Linked DNA regions of Homo sapiens: region 2 is linked to region 1. The links are chromatin loops, found by intact Hi-C in ENCODE. Cell type or tissue: endothelial cell of umbilical vein. All regions are shown on one strand.

Region 1 (4,000 bases):
CATAGCAATGTAGGCAAGGATGTGGAGAAATGGGAATCCTCATACAGTGCTGGGGGTTGGTGGGATGTAAAAGGGTGCAGCTGCTTTGGAAGAGTGTGGCAGTTCATCAAATGTTAAACATAGAATTACCAGATGGCCCCAGGATTTGACTCCTAGGTGTATCCAAGAGAATTGAAAACTTGTGTCTGTACACAAATGTGTACATGCATTGGCACAGCAGCATTATTCATAATAGCCAAAAAGGAAAACAACCCAAATGTCCATCTAGTGATGAATGAATAAACAAAATGTGGTAATATCCACGTGATGGAATATTATTCACTAGAAAGGAATGGAGTACTGATCCATGCTACAACATTGGTGAACCTTGTGAACATTATGCTAAATGAAATAAGCCAGACAAAAAGTCCACATATGATATTCCATTTATATGAAATATCCAGAATAGGCAAATCCATAGAGAATGTAAGTAGATAGTGGTTATTGGGGGCTGGAGGAAGGAGGAGTTGGGGAGTATGATTAACAGGATTTTTTTGGGGAGGGGAGAGTGATAAAAATACTCTAGAATTCAATTGTGGTGATAGTTGTTCGTAAGTTGGTGAACCTTGTGAATCAACAAATTTTGGACTCTTTAGAAATTAAGCTTCAACTGTACTAAACAGAGAATAGCATTTTCATTTAGTGTTTTAGAGATCCTAAAAGTAGTTAGTTATGAGCAAACAGATCAGATCAGTTTTTCAAGATCTAGGTCTAATTAGAAATCAGTTTTAAATGGACTACCCCTTCCATTTCTCTAGTCAGTTGTAATAATTAATTAGAATTGCCATTGAGCTGTGAATTTTCTCAAAAACTGCATGTCTTGAATATTTGAACTATGATTGGGAAAACTTAAATCAGAAATAAATTATTTAAAAATTTGTAGTATACACTCTAGCAGTTATTAATAGCATTATAGTCAGCTATGTAATCCTGTCAATATGAATGTACAAATTGAGTTTGAAATTTCAGATTCTGAGGTCCTTCTATGTCAAATGGTTGGGAGAAGTCTACCTTAAAAGAGAAGCTTTTGAGCCCATTTATTAAATGTCTATTAAACACCTAAATCTAACATCTAATTATAATCAGTCAAAGACAAAACATTTCACCCTTCCCCTTTTAATTAAAATAGGTAAAAATATATCTTAAGCACCTTTCCAGTTTGACATAGTCCCAATAATGTAAAGAAAAATGTAAGAGGTTTTTCAGCTGTTTGATATGACTGTGTAAGTTGTGATTTTTTTTTTTTTTTTTTTTTTGAGACAGCGTCTTGCTCTGTCATCCAGGCTGGAGGGCAGTGATGCAATCTCAGCTCACTGCAACCTCCACCTCCTGGGTTCAAGTGATTCTCCTGCCTCAGCGTCCCGAGTAGCTCGAATTACAAGCACCCACCACCATGCCCAGCTAATTTTTGTATATTTAGTAGAGACAGGGTTTCACCACATTGACCAGGCTGGTCTTGAACTCCTGACCTCAAGTGATCTGCCTGCCTTGGTCTTCCAAAGTGCTAGGATTATAGGCATGTGCCACCGCGCCCGGCCTGATTTTTGTTTTTCATTTAACACTTGCCATATGTGGCAGTTGTCCAGCATGCAGCACAGCAGTGTTATCTACTTGCACGGTGTGTTCTTGTGTTACCCTGATTCCAGGGATCTCCCCTGCCAGGAGGCTGACTGCCTGTTCCAGGGAATCAACCACAGAATATATGATGAGATGATGTGATGAGGGGAAGAGGAAAGAAAAATGAACAAAAGACCTGGAAAATGAATGCTTGGTCCTTTCATATGGAGCCTAATGCTGCCACCCAGTGGTCAAATAATGCAGACAGACTTGCCAAAAAGTACATTGTGTTATGTAATGAATGCTGTGTGGATTTTTGTATGGACCGTGATAGATCCGAATCGTGTGACAAACACCTACCATACAAAATATGTTTTAAAACATAAGCCTACTTTAAACAACAATTATGGGAGCACAGGTTATCTATATATTAACCCTAGACAATAACTTGGAAAGTACTTTTAAAAAGTGATTTTGGTTAAAAACTGGAAGTAAGGAAAGCAAGCTGTTGAAATGTATTTCGGCTGGGCGGGGTGGCTCATGCTTATAATCCTAGCACTTTGGGAGGCTGAGGTGGGTGGATCACCTGAGGTCAAGAATTCAAGACCAGCTTGGCCAACAGGGCGAAACCCCGTCTCTACAGAAAATACAAAAAATTAGCCGGGTGTGGTGGTGCACGCTTGTAATCCCAAATACTCAGGAGGCTGAGGCAGGAGAATCGCTTGAGCCCGGGAGGCAGAGGCTTTAGTGAGCCGAGATCCCGCCATTGCACTCCAGCTTGGGCAACAGAGCGAGACCCTGTCTCCCAAAAAAAAAAAAAAAAAAAAAAAAAAATTAGTGCTGTGCAATACCTTTTTGGGGATGAATCGTTAAATCCAAAGTTAGGACTCAACCATTATTCATATGAAGAAAGACAAGTAGCTGAGAGGCAAATATGAATATGAACATTGGAAACATTTGTTATGTATATATATCAGACAGAGACATTTTATTATATCATTAATGTCACAGAATGAAGCATATTGATTTTGAAACATTTTTAACAATGGGAGAAAGTTATATTTTTAAATAAAAATTTAAAAATGTTTAATGCAGAAATAATGATAAAATTAATTCATGTTTCTGTAGGTCTGAAATCTAAAAGCTGGACTTGAAGCTATAAGAAAGGGACATTAGGGGCTTGATTCAGATCTCAGGAGAACTAGTGCAGTCCCATTTTGGTTCTCCGTATACCTGACTCCACTGAAGAGACAAGACTTAGAAAAGGTGAAGTGGGGCTGAAGGTAAGGGTGAGACTGAGGAGTCCTTGAGGCAGAATTTTCTGAAAACAAATTTCATTTTGTATTTAAAGGGCTACCTGCTAGATGCTTATATTCTTTTCAGAAGAACAACAATAATAAATATCTTTAATTGGACTGATAGCAGATGAGCCTAATGGAATTCACTGTTGACATTAACATATCCCAAAGGAATCTTCTGAGGGATAGTCAAGATTCCCCTTTCCCCAATTCTTACGATGGCTTTGAAAACTAGCCACCAGTTCAATTATTGACATGAGCTTAAAAATTGAGCTTAAGATACATTGTATTAAAAACTGGCAGTCAACAAATGATATTGTGACATTCTGTTTCTACATTCACTTGGAAATCAATGGGATAAAAGAAAGTCTACATTTACATGAAAATAAAAAGATTTGCTTTAATAAAAGAAAATTAACTTTTTAAAATCCAAGAATAAAATAGCGACTGCATAGAGAATGGGTTTCATAGTAGATGTGTGCAAAAGATTGGATTGGTGAGCAACATTTAAAAGAGCCAACTAATTTGAAATTCTAACGAGAGGGCAGGTGCCCAAAGCGAGAAGCACATTAACCTTTGCTTTGGTAGGCTCTAGTAGATTACGGTGTTCAGTTTTTCCATGTCAGAGTGTCAGAGACCATGGCCCATGACTATTTGCTGAAGGAGCTGGGAATGGATGCTTAGAAAATATTTTTTGAAAGGTATTCATTTACTCATTCAACCAGTATATACTGAATGTCTACTATATGACAGGACTGTTCTAGGCACTAGGGATATGGCAATGAACAAAACATCAAAATCCTTATAAGAATGGAACTTACATTTAGGGGAAAAAATTAGTAAAAGGAATAGTGATCGCTGCAGAGAAAATAAGATGGAGGCTAAAGAGTGTCTGGGAAGTCTTGGAGTTTAAATACGTGGTCAAGGAAGGGTTCATAGTAAAACTGATTCTTGGGCAAAGACCAGAACTTTAGGGAGTATGCCACATGAATATCTATGTAAAGTACATTCCAGGGACAGGGAACAGCAAGTGCAAAGGTACTGAGGCAGAAACATGCTTGGTCTGTTAAAGGAACAGCAAGCAACCTTTAGGGCAGAAGAAGAGG
Region 2 (4,000 bases), 250 kb after region 1:
GTTACTTGCATTTTCCCAGACACTGATATGCACTGTCTAATGAGATTCCCTATATTAACCAACTGATTGGGACAATTGTTAAATGTAATTGTTAAATGTTTACCTCATTTGGTGCTAGATCCATAGGAATCACCCTGCCCACTAAAGGAGTGAGGCCACCTCACTGAGGTAAGTCACAGTTGTTCTCACTGATAAGATCAGAAAGCACAGTACTGCAGCCAGACTTTCAAAGCTACCTGAGGTTAATATACATAATTCCTGGCTGGGCCATTTTTAAAAAGGGATAGCTGCAAAATTACCACAACTACATTTATCTTAGAATAGAGGGATATTGTTTGGGGGCAACTCTTTCTTAGACTGTTTAAATCATTCCTGGTTAGGTTAAAGAGACTTTTAGGTTTCTGAGGTTTCACGTCAATTTCAGAGGTAAGCAAACATAAAATAAAAGCTCTCTCACTGCTATGATTTTGTTTTACTCTCCTTTTCCCTAAATGGTGAGCAGATTAGTCTAATATTCAGATTTCACTCTAATAGCCTGCTTTGACAATCTGGGAAACACTAGATTCCAAAGAAAATAAGGAAATATATATACATATATGTATATATAATTATGGTCCAAACGGAGTGGAAAGAATACAACACATGTAAGGAATTCTTTTGTTACAGGTACTCAGTCTAGTCCTCTTCTGCCCATTTCCTTCCCCTAACACGTCTTCCCTAACTTACAGCTGCCTCATTCTTTTTTTCCTTCTGATAGAGTTTTGCTGGTTTTGTTGATCTTGGAAAGATCAGTTTCAGCTCAGTGGTGCACAAAAGCTGGATTGGAGAGAATTTAAGAGAGAATAATAGGAGAAGAGGAATTAGAGACAGCTAGTATAGACAACTGGCTACAAGGGTTACAGAGAAATAAGAAGGTAACCAATAAGGGAAGTGCTGTCAAGAGGAGATTTTTGTTTTTGAAATGGTTGACACAACAGCATGGTTGTATACTGATAGAAATGATCCAGTAGAGGAAAAATTGATGAAGTAGGGTAGACAGGGAGGATTTGCTGGTCTAGTGTTCTTTATTCTGCGAGAGGGGTGAGATCTAACGCACAAGTGGAGGCTTTTGCATGGCTGCACCAAGAGTGCTTCCTTACTGACAGGGAGAAAGGCAGGGCCTAAAGCCGTACCCCTGCATGGATAAGTGTGCATGGTAAGAGTGAATGGAAGTTCTCTTCTGATTCTTCAGTTTTTTCAGTGAGGAAAGAAGCACAGTCGACAGCTGAGAGTGAGGATGGGGGAGAAGAGAAGAACAGAGATGAAAATGTCCATGAATAGAGTAGGAGAGTGAAAGGACCAGGGAAATACAGGACATTTGCTGGGAAAATAGCAAGGGCCTACTTAAGTTCCTAGTGATACCTTTAAAGTAAGACCAAACAGCTTGGTGTGTGTGTGGGTGGGTGTGTTTGTCTATCTGTCTGTCTGTTTTCCATCTATGACCAGCTCATGGGTACAGAAACAGTATGGGTGGAAAGTTGGATTTAACCGGAGTTGCAGTTTTGCCCACCAGCATGGCAGAATTAAAGTGGTCAGGGAGTTCAGGGAGTGATTATACAGATCGACTCTGAAATTTAAGCTGGTTAAAGATGGAATAGAGGGCTTCAAATGGCTATGGCAGTTAAGACAGAAATGGTGCCTCTGATGTGCCTCCCTTTGGTCTTTGCACGACTGGCTCCCTCTTGTGGTTCAGTCATTCTGTGCTCTCACCCTTTTAACTGCAGAGGACTTAACGTTGTTTTCTTATTACTTTCTTCTATTTATCCACCCAGCTATGTATGCTCTGTGCTCTGCTTTACACTATTAGAATATAAGCTCCATGAGAGCAAGCACCTTGTCAGTAATGTTCATTGTTTTATAGCCACAGCACTTATTTGACTTATTTGGCAGAGTGAAGACAACAAGTATTTGATGGAAGAATGAAGAATGACTAGGACGTGATTATAAGGCCTTCGCCATCCTGTGCATGGTCTTCTACATGTGCTCCTGTTTGTCAGTTTTCTGTTTCTAACCTCCACCAAGAGAAAGAAGATGCTTCCCCAGGGTTAGGGTTACTTGCTAGTCAATCCACTCCAGGTCTCCCTCAAGGCCTTCCAAGGCTCTGGGGAGGAGAACTCAAGGAGAAATTTACCCCAGAGTTACTGAGGCACCAGATGTTTCAGAGGCCAGCCAAAGAGGAAGGAGGTGTCATAAGGGCATAATTGCTTTCCATTTTGTTTTGAATTTTTTTTTTTTTTTTTTTTTGAGACAGGGTCTCGCTTTGTCACCCAGGCTGGAGTGCTGTGGCACAATCATGGCTCAATGCAGCCTCAACCTCCTGGGCACAAGTGATCCTCCCGCCTCATTCCCCCAAGTAGCTGGGACTACAGGCCCATGCCACCCTACTCAGCTAATTTTTGTATTTGTTTGTATTCTTTTGTTCCACCATGTCACCCAGGCTGGTCTTGAATTCCTGGGCTCAAGCAGTCCTCTTGCCTCGGCCTCCCAAAGTGCTGGAATTACAGGCATAAGCAACTATGCGTGGTCTATTTTGCTCATTTCTTACTGGGTTATTTTCTTATTGCCGAATTTTAGAAGTTTTTAATATATTATGGATGCAAGTCCTTCATCAGATGTATGTTTTGCAAATATTGTCATTTCTCAGTGGTGTCTTTTGAAGAGCAGAAGTTTTAATTTTTATAAAGTTTTAACTTGTCAGCTGTGTCTTAGATTGTTCATGCTTTTTCTGTCATGTGCAAGAAATCTGCCTAATCGAAGGCTGCAAAGATTTTGTCCTGTTTTATTCAAGTTGTTGTATATAATGTGAAGTTAAGGTCAAATTTCATCTTTTTGCATGTGGTTATTCAGCTGTTCCAGCACCTTCTGTTGAAAAGACTATTCTTTCCCCACTGAATTATTTGGCACGTTTCTTGAAAATCAATTGAACCAAAGCGTGGGCCGCACAGTGGCTCATGCCTGTAATCCCAGCACTTTGGGAGGACGAGGAGGCCAGATCACCTGAGGTCCAGAGTTCAAGACCAGCATGGCCAACATGGCAAAGCCCGTCTCTACTAAAAAAAAAAATACAAAAATTAGCCAGGTGTGGTGGCACGCATCTGCAATCCCAGCTACTCAGGAGGCTGAGGCAGGAGTATTGCTTGAACCTGGGAGGCAGAGGTTGTAGTGAGCCGAGATTATGCCACGGAACTCCAGCCTAGGTGAGAGTGAGACTCTGTCTCAAAAACAACAACAACAACAACAACAACAAAAGTGTGAAGTCTGCTATTGGACTTTCTAGTCTTCCATTTATCTAAATATCTATTGTTCTGTCTTTATAATGCTTTCTTGATTACTGTGGCATTGTAGTAAGTTTTAGAATCAGGTAAATCCTTCAACTTTTTCTTTATCAAAATTGTTTCACTATTCTGGATTCTTTGCACTTTCATATAAACTTTTTTGCCACATGAAAGTTATTAGCTTATTAATCTTCTTATGAAAAGTCCACACAGTGGCTGCAGATAACGTCATGCAGCATCTTTATTCCTGTGGCTTTTTGCCAGCACCACCATTGGCCTTTGCAGTCCCCCTAACTTTCTTCATTCTGTTCTTGTGTTCTTTTTGAGGTCTTTTCCTTCTCATCCAAGCTATGTCTTGCAAGTCTATGTTTGGCTTCGTTTTTCTTTGCATAATCCAAGGAATCATAAATCACATCAAAGCCGGTTGTCTTGCCACCACCAGAATGAGTTCTGAATCCAAATACATTCCCACCAGCAATATGTGAGTTTCTCCATATGCTGGTCAACACTTGTTCACTTGGTCAATCTTTTTTGTCTTAGCCATTCTAGTAAGTGTATAGTGGTATCTCATTTTGGTTTTAATTTGCATTTTTCTGATGACTTATGATGTTCAGCATCTTTTTAATTTTGAGACAGAGTCTCACTCTGTCGCCCAGGCTGGAGTGCAGTGGTGTGATCTTGGCTCA

What was found. A loop is a pair of places that touch in the nucleus more often than their neighbours do. Peaks named below come from ENCODE experiments on the same cell type or tissue, not always from the same donor. Only the 100,000 strongest peaks of a DNase experiment are listed, where the experiment ranks them.
Region 2: it touches region 1 in a loop (7-fold over the local background); 3 of 110 quality-filtered maps call a loop at or near these places.

Annotation. Positions count from the first base shown.
Region 1 is chr1:64,822,530-64,826,529 of GRCh38, forward strand. The region is part of intron 11 of RAVER2 (ribonucleoprotein, PTB binding 2); the gene reads left to right. Among named protein-coding and RNA genes, the nearest start is that of RAVER2, 79 kb to the left of the region's middle. In endothelial cell of umbilical vein, a CTCF peak has its summit at 1,848 (motif pointing left); a DNase peak (open chromatin) is centred at 1,832.
Region 2 is chr1:65,073,845-65,077,844 of GRCh38, forward strand. It overlaps the pseudogene LOC100129205. Among named protein-coding and RNA genes, the nearest start is that of MIR101-1, 17 kb to the left of the region's middle. RefSeq lists silencers at 1,682-1,731, 1,752-1,801. In endothelial cell of umbilical vein, a CTCF peak has its summit at 1,742 (motif pointing left); a DNase peak (open chromatin) is centred at 1,727; H3K27me3 peaks cover 284 bases.